Regions from separate parts of the Homo sapiens genome. Here region 1 is linked to region 2. Evidence: chromatin loops called from intact Hi-C (ENCODE). Cell type or tissue: mammary epithelial cell. All regions are shown on one strand. Each heading gives the region's core, and the rest is flanking DNA. Links, peaks and the distances in the headings are about the cores only. Region 1 has its middle 360 kb from the start of LINC00383. Region 2 overlaps KLHL1 (kelch like family member 1).

Region 1 (5,398 bases), core at 181-5,180, 280 kb before region 2:
CTAGACACAAACAAACTACCAAGACTGAATCACAAAGAAATAGAAAATCTGAACTGACCAATAACAAGTAAGGAGATTGAATTAGCAATAAAAAGTCTCCCAGCAAAGAAAAGCCCAGGACCTGATTACTTCACCACTGAATTCCACTTGACATTTAATAAAGAACGAATATCAATATTCAAACTCCTCCAAAAAATTGTAGAAAGAATACTTCCAAAATAATTTTATGAGGCCATCATTATCCTGATTCCAAAGCCAGATAAGAACCATACAAACAGAGAAAACTACAGGTCAATATCGCTGATGAACACAGATGCAAAAATCCTCTACACAATACTAGTGAACTGAATTCAATAGCATGTTAAAATGATCATTCACCATGTTCAACTGGGATACATCCCAGGGATGCAAGGATGGTTCAACATATAGAAATCTATAAATGTGACAAACTGCTTCAACAAGATGAAAAACAAAAATCAAATGATTATATCGATAGATGCAGAAAATATCTGATACATTCAACATTGTTTCCCAATAAAATCCCTCAACAAATTAGGCACAGAAGGAATGCACCTCAATACAATAAAGGCCATATATGACAAACTCACAGCAACCATCATAATCAATAGAAAAATGTTGAAACCTTTTCCTTTAAGCTCAGGAACAAGACAAAGATGCCTATTCTTTCTATTCAAAATAATACTGGAAGTCCTAACTAGAGCAATTAGTCAAGAGAAAGAAATAAAAGGCATCCAGATTGGAAAGGAAGAAGTTAAATTTTTTCTGTTTACAGATAACATGATGTTATACATAGAAAACCCTGAAGTCTCTACCAAAAAAAAATTATTAAAGTTAATAAGCTTACTCAGTAAAGTTGCAGGGTACGAAATCAATATAGAAAAACCAAAATCAATAGTCTTTCTATACCAACAGCAAACTATCAGAAAATAAATCAAGAAAACAATCCCATTTCAGCAGCTATAAAAATAAAATACTTAGGAATAAATTTAACCAAGGAGGTAAAAGACCTTTGCACTCAAAACCATAAAACACGGATGAAAATCAGTGCAGAATGCACAAATAAATGGAAATATATCCCTGTCCATTGACTGGAATAATTAATATTGTTAAAATGTCTATACCACCCAAAACAATCTACCAATTTAATGAAATCACTATCACAATTCCAATGACATTTTTCCCAAAAATAGAAAAAAAACAGCTTAATATTCCTATAGAATCACAAAAGACTCTGAATAGCCAAAGCAATCTTTAGCAAAAATAATAAAACTAGAGGTATGATACTCCCTGACTTCAAAGTAAAATGCATCTAATATTGAAACCTAAATTCAGTACAAAAGCTTTTGAAGACCTTCTGTGTGTGTGATGGTGGTGGGGGCTCTGGGTTGAGTAAGCCAACTCATCATATTATTGCCAGCCACCACGTCACTGTTAATTCTCAGACTGCAGAGGCTGAAGTATCTCACGAAGCTCTGATCTAGATAAATAAAAATGCAATTTACTTCTAGGCACATAGTAATGAAGCTGCGGAATACCAAATATGAAAAGAAAATCTTAGAATCTAATAGAAATAAAAGACTAATTTCTGAAAATAGATATACAACTTGACTAAAAAGGAAATTTCTTTGTAGAAACAGACAAAAATTATATATCAATAATATAACGATATTGCCAATAAAAAATCCTATTACCTGCTATTCTTTAAGACTAATTGTGAAATAAAGGGATTTTTATAGTTTTTAAAAGTTTGTGAAAAAATCATTTTAAATTTTTATCCAAAAGGAATTAAATCCATAAAGAAAACATTAAAATGCAAAGATCAATGTTTTCATATTATTTTTATTTGAAAATATGTTTCATCATTTTTTGGAACATTTTATATTTAAAAATATATCTAAACATGACAGTTTAGCTCAGTATTAAAAGTAATATATTTTGAATTCATATCATTAAGCAATTGAGAAATACTTAACATGAGCTAGTTGTAAGTCTTAAGTAAGAAAAATAGAATTTTATTTTATTCATACCATGTATCTTTCTACTTCCAGAGAAAGATCTTTAAAAAAAAGGAAATATTGATTCATACCATCTGCTCTAATGTCAGTCACACCAAGAATTTTCAGCATTCTAATCTTTACTAACTTTTAGGAAAGAAGGCATTGTTTTTTTTTTGTCTTTACTGAATAGATGGCAAAAATAGTGCCCTTTAAACATTTATTTTATTCTATTTGGTAAAATAATAGAAAAAGAAATAACATACTTTAAAACACAGTCTTCTTTTTCATTAAGTGTGAAAATACTTTTTATGAATGTAACATTAAAGAATCACAGCACGGCTCATAACTAAGTCATTAAAGGGAGAAAACAGTGAAATATCAAGAGTGATAAAGTCTGTCTGAGGTACACTCATGTTTTAATATTATGTTTTTATTATTAAGGTATTTCATTTTATGCTCTTTTTTATTCATGATATTATGTGGAAAACAAATGAACTAAAATGTGGTATTATATCAGTGAGATTTTTTTTCAACAATACAGCATTTAATGATCAATCTACATTCCATAGTTGTAGGCCCCTACATCTTCAATAAAGTGTACTGGCAACACTCCATTGCAACAGTACTGCATGTGAAATTAGTTCACACTAGATGGCAATATTTCCTAATCAGGAGCCCCAAGTTTTGCTTCTATAAAGTAGTCTTTTTTATATATCATCAGCTAAATGTTTCTCCTTCTTCTTCCCTTTTTTTTAAAATCCTTCCCAATATCCATTTTTCACTGCTGGTTTGCTAATATCCTACTGTTCAGTATTTTGGTGACCAAAATCTATCTATATTGATTCCCTTGCTGTATGCTTTGTTCCTTCATGTTGAGTCTCTTTTGTCCTCCAAGAAAGAAATTGTGAAGGCTGCAGAAAGAAATATGCCAGGATATTAGAAAAGAAGCCCATACAATAGGGATAATGGGTGGATGAAATAGAAATAGTGTTGAGACATTGACTCAGCTATTGAGAAGTCGGCTGTGCAATGTATAATAAGAAAGGGACAAGGTGCATTGTGGTTCAGTTCCATTGCCTATTTTTAAAAAATGTTTTAAATACCTGAATTGATTTAGTTTTCTATGTTGAGTCAAAAGTTTTTTATTTCATCCTTTATGCTTTATCTGCTGTCTTAAACATAGTAACATTGCAATACTATATATCCTGAGCCTTTTGAATATTAAACAGATCAGTCAAATTTGACCTCTGATGCAACTGGTCTTGTTTTTGTTTGTTTGTTTTTACATTTGGTCTTCAGCTCCCTCTCGGGAAAATGGTTATAAATTCTAGGCCTGTCCTGACAGGCTCCACAGGATGTGTTTGTGGGTGTTTACAGTGTGCCTTTCATGGGACATTTCTTTATCCTGATGCATGGCCTAATACCTAGGTATCCAACCCATGACAAAGATTCCCTTTATATTGGCAGACACCCTTGGGGCTTTTGTCTGACCTATATCCAATGTATTCATACCAAGGTAGCTACCTTCCAGGAGAACCCTGACTGGGAGGAGAGTCAGGTTTAAGTACATCAGTCAGGTGAATCACAATGAGGAGACAGCACAGTAAACGACATGAAATCACAGAAGCATTTTGTTACTCATTGATCTATGAGAGAAGCAGGGTGGCCACTTGGGCAGGTGGAAAAATCCAGCAACAGCGGGGTACTCAACCAGTGGGTGGGTGGGGGGTGAGGGCCGAGACTCTGATGTTGACCATTGGGTTGAATCCTGCTCAGCAGCTGCAGGATGTGCTGGGTTTAGGGTCAGTGTGTTTAGAAATAAGCATGGCATCTATCAAACAGCTACAAAAGGAGGGGGAAGTTTTAACTAGACCAAAGGTGATGAGGTATGATTAGCTTTCAAATAACTTTTCAGGCCTAAAAAGGGATGTCAAGGCAGTGGCCATATCAAACAAAATTATAACACAACTATGATATATTTATCAATCATAAATGGCATTTATCAATAAATAGAATTATTTTTTATCTCATTTAAAATACCTATGCCAGGAGGATGGCTCAGTACTGATAATATCTGCCATATAAAAGTAAGTCCTGTTTCTTTTTTTTGTTTATTTATAGCTTATATTTAGTAAGTCATTGTCAGACAGAAATGTCATAGTAGCAGAAATACTGACAGAGGGGTATAGATATCAGAGATAATGCAGTTATGGTAGACAGGAATTCATGTGTTTAAAATAGGACTAAAGGCCGGGTGCGGTGGCTCACGCCTGTAATCCCAGCACTTTGGGAGGCCAATGCAGGTGAATCACCTGAGGTCGGGAGTTCAAGACCAGCCTGACCAACATGGAGAAACCCTGTCTCTACTAAAAATACAAAATTAGCCAGGCGTGGTGGCGGGTGCCTGTAATCCCAGCTACTTGGGAGGCTGAGGCAGGAGAATCACTTGAACCGGGGAGGCAGGGGTTGCAGTGAGCCAAAATCTCACCATTTCACTCCAGCCTGGACAACAAGAGAGAAACTCTGTCTCGAAAAATAATAATAATAAAATAAAATAGGACTAAATTGAGGATGTGGGGGTATACATGTACTCCATTTCTGTAAGCAAATATCATTAACTTACTGCATAAGATTGATAAAACACTATGTATTCTAACTGCTTTATTACATTTAATCCTCATAGCAATCCTATTCCACTAATCCATATGTTGGGGAAGCTGGTCAGTTAAAAGGGCCTTGGTCAAATTGCTCTAAAGTCAAAGAAAATTTCTTGTTCAATTGACTGAAATGATGATACAAAAACAAACTAAAGGACCAGGCACCTCTTGCCCATGATCCCTGTGCCTTGGGAGGCTGCAGCAGGAAGATCGCTTGAGGCCAGGAGTTCAGGACCAATCTGGGCAACATAGAGAGGCCCTGTCCCTACAAAAAATACAAAAATTAGCCTGTTGCCATGGCACATGCATGCAGTCCCAGCTACTCAGGAGGCTGAGGAGGGAGGATCGCTTGAGCCCAGGAGTTTGAGGTTGCAGCCAGCTATGATTTTACCACTGCTCCCCAGCCTAAGCTACAGAGCAAGACTGTCTCTAAATTAAAAACAAAAACAAAAAATTCTACTACGACATACATTTTATGGATAAATGTTACACCGCCATTAAAACAATTATAATACAATAAGTGCATTTTGGAAAAAAAAGAAAAAAAGAAAGGGGCATGATTATATTATACTAGTGGTAGAGTATTCCCTACAAATAAGGATTAAAAATTGTATCTTCTTTACTTGGTAGTGGAATAATCTATTTAATTTGCCAGTCATCCTGTCCCAGCTCAGCTCTCAAGAGGAACTCCCTGGTCCATGGTTCTTCAAGGAAATGGAGAGA
Region 2 (5,398 bases), core at 56-5,055:
CTGTTTTTAACATCCAGCTCTCCCAGGAAAGCATAGAGTGAAAACTAACTTACTACCACAAGGAGAGCACCATGCTACTCATGAGGGATCCTCTACCATGACCCAAACACATCCCACATTGGTTACCATGAAGTTTGGAGAGGCCAAATATCCAAACCACAGCACAAGCACATAAGAAAGGCTAAGGACTTAAGGAGATTTATGATTTTCTTGGCAAACTGCAGTAATTAGATAAACAGAAGTTTATATAACATTATTCCTATGCATAATGTTATTAGTTTCTCTGAAATTGTAAATGCTGCTTATTAATTAATGCCATTTGCATTTATGAGTTTCTGTTACTAACAATTTTGCTCCAGTTTCTAGAACACAAAATTATAATTGGTTCTTACATAGTCTTTTGAATACATTAAAGTGATCCATTTTTACCACAAAACACTGTTATATGTGAAGGCCATAACTGCCAGAGGTATAGAACGAGAATTCCAAGAAAATTCTTAATTGTAACACCCAGTTTTTCATCTCTCAAGTACCTATTTTTGAAATGGTGCCAACTGGAAATATTGGAAATATATTTTTACAAGAAAAAAATTGTTGGCTATGAATATTTAATGAAAACACTTATTTGTACTCATAAATATATGTATAGGAATATATGTATTACATATAGGAATTACATATATGTAATATTCTATCATATATATGAAAGCATTTATAATTATAGCAGAGCGTATTAGAAAATAATATGCTAAAGTTGAAATCTATATTGAGAACTGAGGAATTGTTCATCAGTGGCACTAAGTACTAGTCAAGAACCATAAAACAGACTGTCTACTAGTTAGAGTGTAGAAAGACTTTGTGTCAGAGAGTGATGCCAGAACGGCTGCTGGACTAAGTATTTTATCACTCGTACTAATTTTAGATAGATAGATAGATAGATAGATAGATAGATAGATAGATAGATAGATAGATAGATAGACAGACAGATAGATACATAGAGAGATAGATCTATAGATAGAGATAGAGATAGATAGAGATACAGATAGAGATAGAGACAGAGATAGAGATATGATATGATATGGTTTGGTTGTGTCCCCACCCAAAATCTCATCTTGAATTCTAATCCCCATAATTTCCACATATCAAGGGAGAGGAAAGAGACCACGTGGAAATAATGTAATCTTGGGGGCGGTTTTTCTGCTCATGATAGTGAGTTCTCAAGAGATCTGATGATTTTATAAGGGGCTCTCCCTGCTACACTCAGCAATTTTCCTTCCTGCCGCCTCGTAAAGAAGGTCCCTGCTTCCCCTTCCCCTTCCGCCGTGATTGTAAGTTTCCTGAGGCCTCACCAGCCATGCCGAACCGTGAGTCAATTAAACCTCTTTCCTTTATAAATTACCCAGTCTTGGGCAGCTCTTTATAGCAGTGTGAAAACGGACTAATAATATATATAGAAAATATTATATATACGGTATTATATATGTTATATAATATATTATATATTATATATGTTATATAATATACATGTTTTATATATATTATATGTTATAACATATTAATATGCATGTTTTATATATTATATATGTTATAACATATATAATATACATGTTTTTTATATATTATATATATAATTATTGCTATTACTTTCTGTTGGCAGAGAGTTCTTCATGGGCCTGTCATGTCTCTGCCCAGTTTGTGAGCAGAGGCATTCACTGCATTTCTTCTGGACTATCTTTTCAGGAATGTTTGAATACTGTGCAACTTTGGAAGCTAGAGATAGTATCTTCTTCTGAAGCAAAGGACAGATTTGTTTATTGTTCAGTTGAAAAATAAATTTTAAAAAAATCTTCCTTCATTTCAAAGGGCAGGTATAGTCACTGCCCATTCTAAAATATTCAGGTTCTCTAAGCTCAAGTTTCCTTTTTTGTAATGCATCCTGTTACACATACAGGTGTCACTTGGTCCTCTTCATGTCACAATGTGGTAATTGGCATTTGTGGAACTGAGGAAAATGCTGATTTTCTTGCTACTACTATTGCCATGAATAACACAGTCTTTTGCTCTGATCCAGGAGTCTTCTATTTTCTGCCAGCATCCATTAAACCCTGGCAGGTTAATTGTTAGCTTGCAAGCAGGGTAAAATCGCAGATCCTTACAATTCTCAACACTACCCTCGGTCTCAGCCCTTCTCACGTGAGTGGATAACAGTATGTTCTGAATTCCAGACATTCCAAACATTTTGCTCATCTGTCTGTTAAAAACTTTTATCTGCAATCACCTTACTTTGTTATTACACTATACTGTAATCTTACATAATAAATACTTAGTGCATATTTCCCTAAACTTCTGTATTTTTTGTCCTTAATCAGTAAATTAAACTACAATGATAATTAATTAATTCCAGGAAAATGCTAGTAGGCATCAAGTTATATTTCTTCTCTTTATCAAATTTGCTACTTTCATTTCAAGATAAAATTTGGCCCATTTTATTCCTTACAATTTCATAGTAATCCTTTTCCCTCCCCAAGATCATGTCTGCTGTCTAAGGCCAGTCACTTCTCTTAGCATTTGATATAATGACCTAACTTGTCTACCGTTCCAACCTTCCTCATATAAATACAATCCTGCTGTTTCCCTGAATAATACCTTTAATGGCTCCTCCAATGAACAATAGTAAATTCCGAACCTGATAGAACACTGTATAAAACTCTCCGTTTTTTGTCTCCTAATTCTTATAGTGTATTCTTTCATTGTGCTTGCATGACTTCTATGCTGTAGATTTTCCAAACACCTTGTAATAATTTGACTATGACATGTATTTTATGCTGCACTGAATTTGCTCCCTTTACTTAAAAACTCTCCTTCCTGAGTCCCTGACAAACGTTTACTTCTCTTCCAAGACACAACATATGTCACCTCCTTTATGAAGTCTTCCCTGATGCCAGGGCATATTGACTACTCCTCCCTTTGTGCCTCCTATTATCTACCTACTTGCCTCAAATTTACCTTCAACATGTAGTCGCACATATTTATTTCTGTCTCTGTCTCCCCCTAGTGGACATATTACTTATTATTATATGCCCCATGACTAGCAAAAGGTCTGCCACAGAGTTGACATTAATGTATGGTGATGAATAAATAATACGTTTAAAACACGTTATTGATAAAATACTCACAAGAATATGTATTTCCCTAGAATGTATCCCTATACTTGATTTAAGTTTCCTATTCATTTGTATATGCTCAGTCAGAAAGGAATATTGGGCACTTTCTATAAAAGATGTATCATAAGTTGAATGTTTGTTCTCTGAAGTATTTCAGGGTTAAATTTAAGGTAAATCATTTAACTAACTATGCAGTAGAAAAATAGTTAATATAATTTTAATATTTGGAAAAGACTTATTGATATCCTTGGCTAGGAAAGAACATTAGAATGAAATGTATTTTTCACACGTACCCTAGAACTTAAAGTATAATATAAAAATATATATATATAATGAAATTCATTTTAGCATGAAAAATATACTCATCTGGGTAATTCCTGGTGCCACAGATATATATTTTATACAATGCTCCGAATGAATTACAAGGAAAATAAAGGAAACATGCTATGTATTCTGAATTTAAACAATAACTGGTTTTCAACTGACTACACCAGTTGTTAGATACATCAGCAGAAGCAGATGTAAATAAGGGCAGAGGCCACGCCCTAAGGTCAGTTCTGACAAGTTCGATTTAGACATCAGTGGGCACCAGCATCTACCACAGGGGACACCCAGAGACATTTCAGCCATGTCGTCCAGGACCCAGAGAAGAGTATGTGGAAGAAAAACATCTCCATCCACTACTGTTAAGACATACAAGCCTCTTCCTTCAACTGACACCCTCTTGGGGAGGAGAAAGACTGGGGGTTGGGTGAGACTCCTTGAGAGAGGAGAGATAGACCTAATAAGGACTTTGAACTTCCAGTTTAATGAAAGACATAACTGTTAACCACATGGAGTTCTTTCTAATTCTTCTAAATATTATGTATAAATCGTTCTGCCATTAGTACAAATGCAAGCTTGAAAACAAGATGACATTCATTATAAAAATTAAATTACTTTTCTCCTTGTAAAAATATGAGTTAAAGTGATTAATTCTAACATCTAGAAGAGCATATTTAATTAGTTGTTGAAATGAACATTTATCATGTTCCTGCCCATGATTTGAGAGGCATAGTCTTAAAAACATAAACATAGATACAAGTTTTTTTCTGAACTATCACAATTCACTAAGAAAAAGACATGTAGCTATAAGAAAATAATGAAAATTTTTCTATTAGTGGAAATGACTATTGATAAAGATATTCAATGTACTGAAGATAGGTGATATGTGATAAACACTTTCAGCAGGAGGTCTTGCATAAACTTAAGCAATAATGATAAGTACAGGTTTGCCAAGCATGGAAAAGAGTAAGGCTATTTCAGAAAGAAAGAATACGTCCAGAGGAATGAAAGAAGGAAATCAAGTAGAATACAAAGTAATAATACTTAATCAAAATAAGACATTCTATTCTTAAAACATTTCTCTTGTTCTTTCTCTGTCTATATCTATCTTGATTCACCTATTCATATACGTGTCCATCCAAACTTCCATCTCATACATTGTTACATAACCCTAAAGGCCCTCTTACTCTTTTCCTTTTCATTCAACACATCAAAGCACTGTATAAAACTTGCAATTTTACCTTCAAAATATATCCAGAATATATTTAGACTGTAACTGTAGAACAAACTAAGATCACCACTGCCTCAACTATTGTAATACCTTCTGACTGGTGTATCTGCTCCCATTCTTCTTTTTAGGGCTGCTTATATTTCATTTCTTCCTCCTCATCCATTTTGCACTTTTTTTTTTTTTTTCCTGTTCAGTGCCTTTGGAGACTAAACTTTCTGGAACTACATCACTTGACTTCCTCGCTGATTTGTTTTTGGCTGGGTCTAGCTAATGGGAATTATAAGCAGAAGGTCAGGGGGTGAGAGGAGAGGGAAGAATATTTATTTCTCTACTCCCTGCAATATGTGGCTGTAGTGGTGTCTTTTCATGGGTTACGAGCTCCAGTAGGGCAGACGCTGTGACAGCTCTGGTCCTTCCCTCTAGGATATGCTAAAAAGGTTCCCGCATTTTCACCATAGTTCGAGTTCTCTGAGTCCTCAATATCCCTGTGAATGAATTATTACATCAGGTTGCAATGTGAATGAATTATTGTATAAAAGGGATATGCTCAGTAAATCTATCTAAAAATTATTGACACTTTAGTGCCCTCAGAAATGTTTAGAAACAATACAAACAGAAACCAGTTAGATTTGCAACAATCAGAATTTTCTTAGCTAAATTTAACCAAGGAGAGGAAAAA

The links. A loop is a pair of places that touch in the nucleus more often than their neighbours do. Peaks named below come from ENCODE experiments on the same cell type or tissue, not always from the same donor. Only the 100,000 strongest peaks of a DNase experiment are listed, where the experiment ranks them.
Region 1: it touches region 2 in a loop (16-fold over the local background); 13 of 110 quality-filtered maps call a loop at or near these places.

What each region holds. Positions count from the first base shown.
Region 1 is chr13:69,576,866-69,582,263 of GRCh38, forward strand. No RefSeq gene overlaps it. Among named protein-coding and RNA genes, the nearest start is that of LINC00383, 360 kb to the left of the region's middle. RefSeq lists an enhancer at 3,277-3,851. In mammary epithelial cell, for the core only: a CTCF peak has its summit at 2,670 (motif pointing right); a DNase peak (open chromatin) is centred at 3,496; H3K27ac peaks cover 757 bases.
Region 2 is chr13:69,854,370-69,859,767 of GRCh38, forward strand. The region is part of intron 5 of KLHL1 (kelch like family member 1); the gene reads right to left. Among named protein-coding and RNA genes, the nearest start is that of KLHL1, 250 kb to the right of the region's middle. In mammary epithelial cell, for the core only: a CTCF peak has its summit at 3,064 (motif pointing left); no DNase peak of the experiment used is centred there.